Linked DNA regions of Homo sapiens: region 2 is linked to region 1. A link is an interaction called in ENCODE POLR2A ChIA-PET data of the cell type or tissue named here. Cell type or tissue: HepG2. All regions are shown on one strand.

Evidence for each region. ChIA-PET counts read pairs that join two places held together with the same protein. Peaks named below come from ENCODE experiments on the same cell type or tissue, not always from the same donor. Only the 100,000 strongest peaks of a DNase experiment are listed, where the experiment ranks them.
Region 2: POLR2A ChIA-PET joins it to region 1 with 14 read pairs; 4 of 35 experiments call an interaction of 5 or more read pairs at or near these places.

Annotation. Positions count from the first base shown.
Region 1 is chr6:131,893,215-131,898,214 of GRCh38, reverse strand. ENPP1 (ectonucleotide pyrophosphatase/phosphodiesterase 1) reads right to left here. Exons shown (of 25, transcript NM_006208.3): 25 at 3,060-5,000. Among named protein-coding and RNA genes, the nearest start is that of CCN2-AS1, 6.2 kb to the left of the region's middle. RefSeq lists a cis regulatory region at 2,911-2,924 and an enhancer at 2,846-2,990. In HepG2, no CTCF peak of the experiment used is centred here; DNase peaks (open chromatin) are centred at 1,404, 2,954 and 3,284; H3K4me3 peaks cover 672 bases.
Region 2 is chr6:131,760,776-131,765,775 of GRCh38, reverse strand. No RefSeq gene overlaps it. Among named protein-coding and RNA genes, the nearest start is that of MIR548H5, 29 kb to the left of the region's middle. In HepG2, no CTCF peak of the experiment used is centred here; DNase peaks (open chromatin) are centred at 465, 1,245, 1,905 and 2,615; H3K4me3 peaks cover 69 bases.

The DNA of each region.
Region 1 (5,000 bases):
TGGCTGTCTTCACTCAATCCAGTGAAGCAAATTTGTGACTTCCTCAATTGTCTCTATAGATAATGTCACTATTGTAGAACCTAAGATTGATATTTTGATACATTTTTCTGATTTTTGCATTCTGGCAATTGACTTCACCTGGACCCATGACTCATGACTTAACCAATCCTGTGGTCTCCCACTCAGAGGTGGACTCAATGCATGAGGACTGTTTTCACACCCCTATAATTGCCTCCCCAACCAATCAGCAGTACCCATTCCCCAGTCCCATGCCTACTAAGCTATCCTTGAAAAACCCTAACCTCTGAGCCATGTAGCTAGATTAACATTAACTAAATGCTTTCTTTACTACAATGTCACAATCTCAGTGAATTGGTTTTGTCTAGTCAGTGGGCAGGAAGAACCCATCAGGTGATTACACTTGTGAAACAGCACACTTGGGACACATAAATCTCATCAGGGTTACAGTTTTCAGGAATATGCTCAAAGTATACAGTCTAAGCAAATGTAACTGATGTTAACCTAAAAGAAAAAACTGAAGGAAACTTAATATAAGCAGAGTTTATTTGGGCCAGTTTTGAGAATTGTAACCCAGAGGGATGGATTCAAGTTTGCCCTGAATGTGTGCTCCAATTAGCAGCAGTTACAAGTGAGTTTTTAAAGGAAAAAAGAGGCAGTTCCTAAATTGTTTACCAAGAAGTTACATCAACGTAACATAAGCTTGCTATACATTGTTACAACATAACTTGCTATACATTGTTCTTTGCATCACAAACTCCAGGCATGTGAGGATAATGAGTGAGGCAGCTAATAAGGAATGAAATGACTTTAAACAACTGCCCCTAGGCATGGCGGGAGGTGGGTGGTAAGAATAAAGTCTCACACTCACATCTCTCTGGGCCTAATAAATTCTACATGCCTCACACAGCTCAGGCTGCCCTGAGCTATTTTTCTTTTCTTACAGGATCACAGGCTGGGAAATGTTTAGGTGGCGCAGCTTCTCTGGGCTTCCCAGTTTCCTTAAGAGGTTGGTGTTCTCTGTAGGATAAGATCCCGCCAGGTCCCTGGAAACCCCAAGTGGAAGCTAACAATCCTCTTATACCTATAACCACACCACTTTGAAATTATTTTATTTCGTGTTAAGCTTGCAAAGACTGCTTTTAGCAAGTTGTGTATTTGGATTTGGAGTCTGGGTCCTGGGTAAAATTTCTTAATAGGCCACGGTGCCATCTACCAACACTGTGTATGGGTTATGGAATAATCAACTGCATTACACATCTGTAGTTGTATTGCAACCATAATACATAACAAGAACTAGACTGAGGGCATGTACTGTCTGTTACCACCAATGTTGGGAAAGTCTGACCACATAAACAATGGATCCTAAGGATATGGCTTTGGGCTGGACCTTGAAATAAAGGTAAAACATTGACAAGAGAGCACCAAGGGGGCAGGCATTCCACCTGCCCTGTTCTCCAACTTACCCCTAATGCCTGACACAGAGTAAGCTCAGCTTTGAAATCTACTGTCAACCCTGAGCTGGGAAAATCTATTCCAGTGCCAATATCTTAAAGTGTGCTGTTGAGTAAACCTGTAGAGATAGCTTATGAACAAGTACACAGACAAAAGACCCATAGATTTACCATCTTGTTTCTGTTTGGACCTTAGTACAAGTGGTTAACTCTCCAGACAGTAACATTGTGTCAAGATATAGAATATAACAGAGAATCCAAAATTGTAGGTGTCATAAGAATTTTTTTTTTTTTTTTTTTTTTTTTTTTTTTTTGCGATGGAGTCTTGCTCTGTCACCCAGGCTGGAGTGCAGTGGCGCCATCTCGGCTCAGTGCAAGCTCCGCCTCCCGGGTTCATGCCATTCTCCTGCCTCAGCCTCCCGAGCAGCTGGGACTACAGGCACCTGCCACCACGCCTGGCTAATTTTGTGTGTGTGTGTGTGTGTGTGTGTGTGTGTGTGTGTGTGTGTGTGTGTTTAGTAGAGATGGGGTTTCACCATATTAGCCAGGATGGTCTTGATCTCCTGACCTCGTGATCCACCCGCCTTGGCCTCCCAAAGTGCTGGGATTACAGGCGTGAGCCACCGTGCCCAGCCAGTGATTTTTTAAACTATAAAAATTTGAACAAGATCCATTCATTGGACTGAGAAAATTTCAGTCTAATTTAAAATCCTTTAGAATTTTTAGTTAAGTTATAAACTTTCGGTTCAGAGATCCCTGTTTTATTTCCTTTATGTCACAGCCAGCATAATGCCATCTAAGTAAATGCATACATTTTTTAACAGTGAAAAATATCTAAACATTGTGGGGCAAAATTATGAGACACTGTATGAGACACTGTAAAAAATTTATTTCCTATATATTTCTTCAATTATTTTGTATCTCTACTATGTGAAAGCCAAAGTATATTCCATTCTGAGTTCTGAATTTCTGATATATCATTTAAAATGTCATTTTAATTAAAATCCTAAAACTATCCCTTGAATCGAGAAGTTACAGGCAAGTAAAAAGTTAAATTTAAAACAACAGCATTGAGTAGGATGAAAGAGGCTTCTTTTATATTCCTTCCTTTTGACATCCCATGAGTATAATGCCTCTTCCAAGGATTCTTCCATTTCTAGTAGATTAAAATGTATTTCACATATCTGTTTTCTGGTATGAATATGATTTCTAGTAAACATTTTTTTGTTCAATCACTATAATGGAGAGGATAAATACAAAAATTTCACATTAAAAGAATCTATAGAAGTTCCAAGTCTGGTTCCAGACCATTCTAAATACTAAAGAATATATATGCCTGTCATTTGTTTTTACCTGGAAGTATGACTAAATATAATTAAAATACCAAGAACAAGGATATAGGTCACAGATCAGAAGTGTTTACTCTATGAACCTGAAATGAACTTTGGATTCTTTTGCCTTTCAGCATTACAGCTGTGGTTAACTGTCAACAACCCTCGGACTCAGTTTCATGTCTGCAGAGAAGCACCATCGCCCATGATCCTACCCATCCTCCACACACAAAGCCACAAAGGAAAGCAGCCAGAGTTCTGTACGTATGTTTTATTTGAACATCCACATTTCTTAGCTTAGAGACAATTATATTCCGTACACTTTTCTTCTCTCTCTCTTACAATATTTAGACTGGCCAAAAACCAGGGAAAATGTCCTTGGACTGCAGTCATTATAAAATTTTACTTAATGCTTATGAAAGCACTCATGTGAAAAGCTTCAGCATGAAGTGTAATCACCACATTCAGTTTCAAAGTTCAAATGCCCATTCCTATGATGGGTAAACACCTACCATAGCGCAAAGAAGGAGAGTGATTGTGGGTAATGACAGAGGAGGAAAAGTGAAGGGGGTAACAGCTTCTCCCAGAGGAGGGGGTGGTCCCTGTTCCATGCCCATCTTGTCTCCTTAAACAGGAACAGCCAACAGGCCTACCAGTCCTTGTACTCTATGCAGCTACTTCCCCTGCTGGAAATGAGCAGCTGCCTTCTTCTCCCTAAGGTTTGTCCTCTTTTATCTGATTCTTGGAAACGTTTTTTTAAGTTTTGCCAGGTTCTTTGTTCTTTCATGAATGAACTGATGGAAATTTTCTATGGAAGTTACTTACCTCACTTAAGAAGCACACAGCAGCTCTCGCCTATAATCCTAGCACTTTGGGAGGCCAAGGCGGGGGGATTGTCTGAGCTCAGGAGATCAAGACCAGCCTGAGCAACACAGTGAAACCCCATCTCCACTAAAATACAAAAAGCCAGGTGTGGCATGCGCCTATAATCCCAGCTACTCAGGAGGCTGAGGCAGGAGAATTGCTAGAACCCCGGAGGTGGAGGTTGCAGTGAGCCGAGATCATGCCACTGCAGTCTAGCCTGGGCCACAGAGCGAGACTCTGTCTCAAAAAAAAAAAAAAGGACTGATGTGAGGCATGACAGTAGAAATCAGGATAGGCTGGAGGCAGTGGCTCGAGCCTGTAATCCCAGCACTTTGGGAGGCCGAGGCGGGCAGATCACAAGGTCAGGAGATCGAGACCATCCTGGCTAACACGGTGAAACTCCATTCTCTACTAAAAATACAAAAAATTAGCCAGGCGTGACGGCAGGTGCCTGTAGTCCCAGTTACTCGGGAGGCTGAGCCAGGAGAATGGCGTGAACCTGGGAGGCGGAGCTTGCAGTGAGCCAAGATCTTGCCACTGCACTCCAGCCTGGGTGACAGAGCATCTCAAAAAAAAAAAAAAAAAAAAAAAAAAAAAAGAAATCAAGATAAATAAAGGTTTCACTTTGCATTTGAAAAGCTAAGAACAGCCTTTATTGGAGAAAGTAGGATAAAGACATTTCCATATATGTTCATGGGAATTTACCATTCAAATTTACCATTCAAACTGGGGGAGTAGAGATCAGTCACTTTTGCCATCTTATCTGTTTAAAACTCTTTCAAGAAAAGAAAAGAAAGGAGGAGTCTCTTTCAAGAAAAGAAAAAAAGGAATACTGTGTAAGAACCACAGAAAAAAAGCTAAGTAGGAGCAGATGTGGGTGCTCTTTCCTTAACAGTCAGCATAGAATGTAGAGACTGACATTTTCTTTAAGAACAGATTATTATAACTAAGCAAGAAAAAGTATGTGTACATAAGTTGGTCACAGTGACACTTGTAGAAAATATAAGTAGCTGTAAATGGGAAAATGTCAAAAATGTTCCATCCAAGGAATGTTAGAAGGTCCCTTCTTTGCCTTGCTCATCTGAAAAGTTCCAATTCACCCTACAAGCCTTAGCCCCAAGGCTGGGAAGCCACTGCCTCTACTACCAAGAAGCATCCAGTGTCTCTTTTGTGCAGCCTGGCACCCCTCCTGTGGCTTCATGATAACATCTATCACTCTTTAGGGATCATTTACACTTCTGCTGTCTCTTCTCCCTAAGACAGAGAAAATTGTCACTTGTTCTTTTTTGTATTCTTGGCGTCCAGCAAAGGGAACAGACATCTATCCATTTAA
Region 2 (5,000 bases), 130 kb after region 1:
GGTGTAAGATCAGGTCTTCCAGCTCATTCCCTGACAGCCAGGGCCGCAGCTCAGCCTGGAAGAAGAGCGTCAGGCTGGCTGAGGAAGCACTGAGAGAGAGGAATCTTGTAGTTTTCTGTTATTTCCATTTGTATTTTTTCCGATTTCTGGGCTTTGAAAATCTGCCAGAAAAGCCTGAGAACAGGCTTAGGAGCCCTTTTGGCAGCACCCTTAGGAGTTGTTAGCCAAATGCTCCAAACTGCTATCCTGATCACTGAGACTTGTCTGTTGGGAGAAGCTCAAAGATATTCTTTCAGCCAAGATAATTAGTTTAGCAAAAGAGAGCCATTGTGGTTTAGAGAGCTCACCATTGATTACTAGGTCGCGATAAGGATTGTTCTCTCCTTTTCTCCCTCATGAGACCTTAGATAGTAGAGTACTTTCGACCTTGTGCAATAGATATCCTCTTTTCCATTGAGGATAATGTGGGCAGGAAGGGGAGGGAGGCAGGAAGAGGTAAATACCCATTGTACCACTTTTCAGCACTCAAGTTTACACCATCAGCCTTCACATAAGCCACAGGCATTTGCCCTTCTGTAGAGTCAGCAGGAAAGCGTGATGTTCCTAAGGCGAGCTATGGCCCTCTTGGAATGCACAGACACTTTTTTGTCCAAATAACTTGATGACAAAAACTAGCCAAACCGATGAAGTTCCTTTTTAAGATATTTTCCTCCTTTCTTACCCTTAGGCATTCCATTCATAGTCATTGCAGGAAATTTAGAAAATACAGGTAAGCAAAAAGAACACAGTTAAATTAAAACCACTCAAAATACCACTATGCAGAGGTCATTACCATTAATATTTTTGTACAGATTCTTCAAAACTTGTTCTATTCAAATATAAACAAACAAAAGTTACCTCTTTTTTAAAAAAATAAAATTGGATCAAATTCTACCTATGGCTTTGTGACTTGCTTTTTACTTAACAACATATCAAAAACAATTTTTCATATAAAAATAGAAATTTATCTTATTTTACTGCTCTATCAATATATGGTGTCATCATGTATTAATCAGCCCCCTATGTCCAACCTTTAGATCATTCCTCGCTTTTCACTATTACTTTAAGCAACATCACAACAAGTATCATTCATGCATTTTTGAGCATTTGCCAATTATTACTTAAAGATAAATTGCCAAAGCTCAAGCCAGCTCATTATTAAAGCTTTGAAACACTGCCCTTGTGAAAGATTGTATTCAGTAGCAGTTTCACCAGAGATGTCGAAAGCACCACAAAGCCCTTTTACAGGAGCAGAGCAAACCAATGAGCCCAAAAATAATCTCAGGAGAAGGAGGAGGCAGTTTCATTGCTTTTCCAGGAGACCCCGCACTGGGATTTTTACAGTTCATGGATGATGACGTAAACAATTGTTACTCTGTTGCCCCCACCCCAAACTTGTAAAATGAGGCAGTAACAGAGGGATTATTATCACCGAAGAGTGGAGAGTCCAGGGGTTTTCTGAGAACTCATTGCTAGTGCTAAGGCAGCAGAGTAAAAGCCAGCCTTGGGTGTAAAATCTTACCTACAGTTGTTGGTAAACGCTGATGCTTCGGAGATGCAGAATTTATTAATCTAACACTTAAATTGCTCTTATGTGCAAGCCACTCTCCTAAGTGCTTTAATTTTGGATTATTTAATTTTCATAATAATGCTATAATAAAGCAGATATCATTTTTATCTTCATTTTCACAAGAAAAGGTTAAGTTCCTTGTTAGAGTTAGCTGTAGAGTCCATGTGTCTAACCACAAAGCAGCATTGCCCATCAGAGGATGTCCCTAATCTGACTAAGAGCATCCTCAACTACCCCTACATACATGGGGTAATAAATATTCAACTTTCCAACCAAGCAGGAAGCACCACTGACCAGTATCGCCATAGTAAACACAATGAAAACCAAACTTTGCACACAAGAAGTCACTTAATACCTGAAATACCTAGAATAAGTATAGATAACAACATGTTCCCTATACCTGGTTTAGCTCTGGTTTCATTTGCCACTTATTAATTTTAACTATTTATTTTCCTGAGAAGATCCAATTTTTTTCTCAATAAATCATAATTGGACTATTTAAGATTTTATACTTTTCAAAGCCCTTGACATCTCATTTAATTCCCCAAACAACCAGTTTGGAAGGTACTGAGGCTCAGAAAAGCTGAGTGACTTGTTTGTGGTCACTTGGTTAGATAAATAACAGAGGCCAGATATGAACACATGTCTTCTAACTGCTACTTCCCACTCCATCATAATCCACTTATCTCTGTAAGTTTGCAACAGGCATTGAAACCAAGCAGAATGTGAGAGAGTGTGCTCATATGTCAAAAGACATAGGTAGGTAGGTAGACACACCACAAACACACACACACACACACCATAACATTGCATGTATTTGGAATTCAACTATCTGGTGAGCTCACCTTCCAGAATTCAAGACCATCTGATCTATTTTTTCTCACTTCATTAGTATCCTAAACACTTGTAGTATTTTACCACGACTCATTTTTACATGACTGTTTCCCTCTCTGAGACTGTAAGCTCCCGCAAGGGCTACACCAAGTCCTCATTGAGCCATGTCTGGTTCAATGTCTGGTATGTAGAAAGGATTCAGTAAATATTCATTGATTGAGTAAATAATGGGATGAATGAATACTTGCATCTAAGAAGGCAGCATAAAATGATTTGACATAGCCAGTGTTCACAGCATGAAGCTCATAGGAGCTTGCTGTAGATTTGTTCTTATACTCTACAACCACAAGTCTATTAATAGTTTTTATTGTATTAAGTAACCTGTTAGATGATTTCCAAATCAACCTGTGTTGGTTTGCTAGGGTTATTATTACAAAATATCACAGACTATGTGGTCTAAGCAATAGAATTTTATTTTCTCACAGTTCTGGAGGCTAGAAGTCCAAAATCAAGGTGTAGCAGGGCTGGTTTCTTCAGGAAGGATCTGTCCCAGGCTTCTCTCTTGGGTTGTAGATGACAGTCTTCTCCCTGAGTCTTCAGGTCATCTTCCCTCTGTAATTGTGTCTAAATTCTCTCTTCTTATAAGGACACCAGTCATATAGGATTACAGCTATCCTAATGACCTCCTGTTAACTTAACTACCTCTGTAAAGACCCTACATTCAAATACAGTCACATTCTGGGGTATTGGGGTTAGGACTTCAACATATGAATTTTGAGTGGAACACAAGTCAGCCCATAACACCATCTCTGTGAGACAAGTGAGAAAAGTGACAGGCAGGGCTGGTATAGGCAGTCACACAACAGCAAAGTGAGAAGTGACATCCAACAACCTGAAACCAGGGGAGTTAACGGGGCCGGGGCAGCGGGGGCAGGGGTGACAGTGAGAACACAATAAAGACCAAGAACAAAATATTTAAAAAAAAAAAAAAAAAACCAGGCCGAATGTGGTGGCTCATTCTTGTAATCCCAGCACTTTGGGAGGCTGAGGCGGGCACATCAATTGAGGCCAGGAGTTCAAGACCAGCCTGGCCCACATGGTGAAGCCCCATCTCTACTAAAAAAATGCAGAAAAAATAAGCCAGGTGTGGTGGCATGGGCCTGTAGTCCCAGCTACTCAGGAGGGTGAGGCACGAGGATCGCTTGAACCCAGGAGAGAGAGGTTGCAGTGAGCTGAGATTGCACCATTGTACTTCAGCCTGGGCGACAGAGTCAGACTCTGTCTCAAAAAGAAAAAAAAGAAAGAAAAAGAAAGAAAGGAAGAAAGAAAGAATGAAAGAGAGAGAGAGGAAGGGAGGGAGGGAGGGAGGAAGGAAGGAAGGAAGGAAGGAAGGAAGGAAGGAAGGAAGGAAGGAAGGATCTACTTAAAAAGACTGAATTCCTAATGGCTCCAGTCGTCCTTCATAACACATCTCAAAGTGAATTACCACAAATCATAGATTTGAAAATGAAAAACTAAAATATCAGATAGTCCAAAAAATAGGTGCAAATAGCAGAAATAGACATATTCTATTCTTTACTTTTTTCTGTTAGTTTTTCTTTGCCACCCACCTTCTAGGACAACTGCTTAAACATCCTGGAAGACTGAATCACCACGTGTAAGGAAATCCAGGAGTACTGGTTTCTTGGAAGTCTTGTAGGTGAGTCATATATCATAGATTTGCCTTTAACAATTTCATTTGGAAAAAAGTTTTCACATTTCCCAAATCTACAGTACGTCTGTTAAGCAGACTTAAAGTTAAACACGATGAAATAGTACATAGCTTGTTAAAGCTGGAAAGTGTTATATTGTGTGCTTTTTATAGCAAAAGATATTTTCACTTCATCATGTTGCCTTTTCGTATTCTTTTTTGAAACCACCACTATCATCAATCGTTGTAGTAATTAGTATTAATAATGCTAACTGCTCTAACAAATCTACCAAAGACAGGTAAGCTTCAAACACAGCCACATAGAGTATTTTGGTTGTGACAGGTTGGTTCTTCCCTTGGCAACCTTAACGCTTTCATGTTTGGAAACTGACCAAGTATGAGGATACATTCTGTTACATGCAGATGACTCTTTTTATGTTGGATACTTCCAAATTATTTCCTGAGTATATTAGGAGATTTGAATTTGGTCTAGATTTCTTGATGTCCCTGAAACCTCTTCATGGGATTCTTCAGAGTAGGCCAGGGTCTGTCTGGATAGCTACAGTTGTTCCAAAGGGTTCAATTCTACTCCCCCTTTGAATAGCCAAGAGTTTCTACATCTGTAAAATAGCATTTACCTCATAGTATAAAGGAAAGGTTAAATGAAATAATGTATGCAGAGCACTTGGTACAGTGCTTGGAAATAGGTACAGATAATAATCAATACACAGACTATGACCCTATACAAGCAGTGCTAGAAGGATACACATCCTGATATTAGTGGTGATTTGTTCTGCTTGATGGTACCATGAATGCTTATTTCTTTTGCCTATCAATATTTCTCTGTTTACAGTAAATATTTATAGC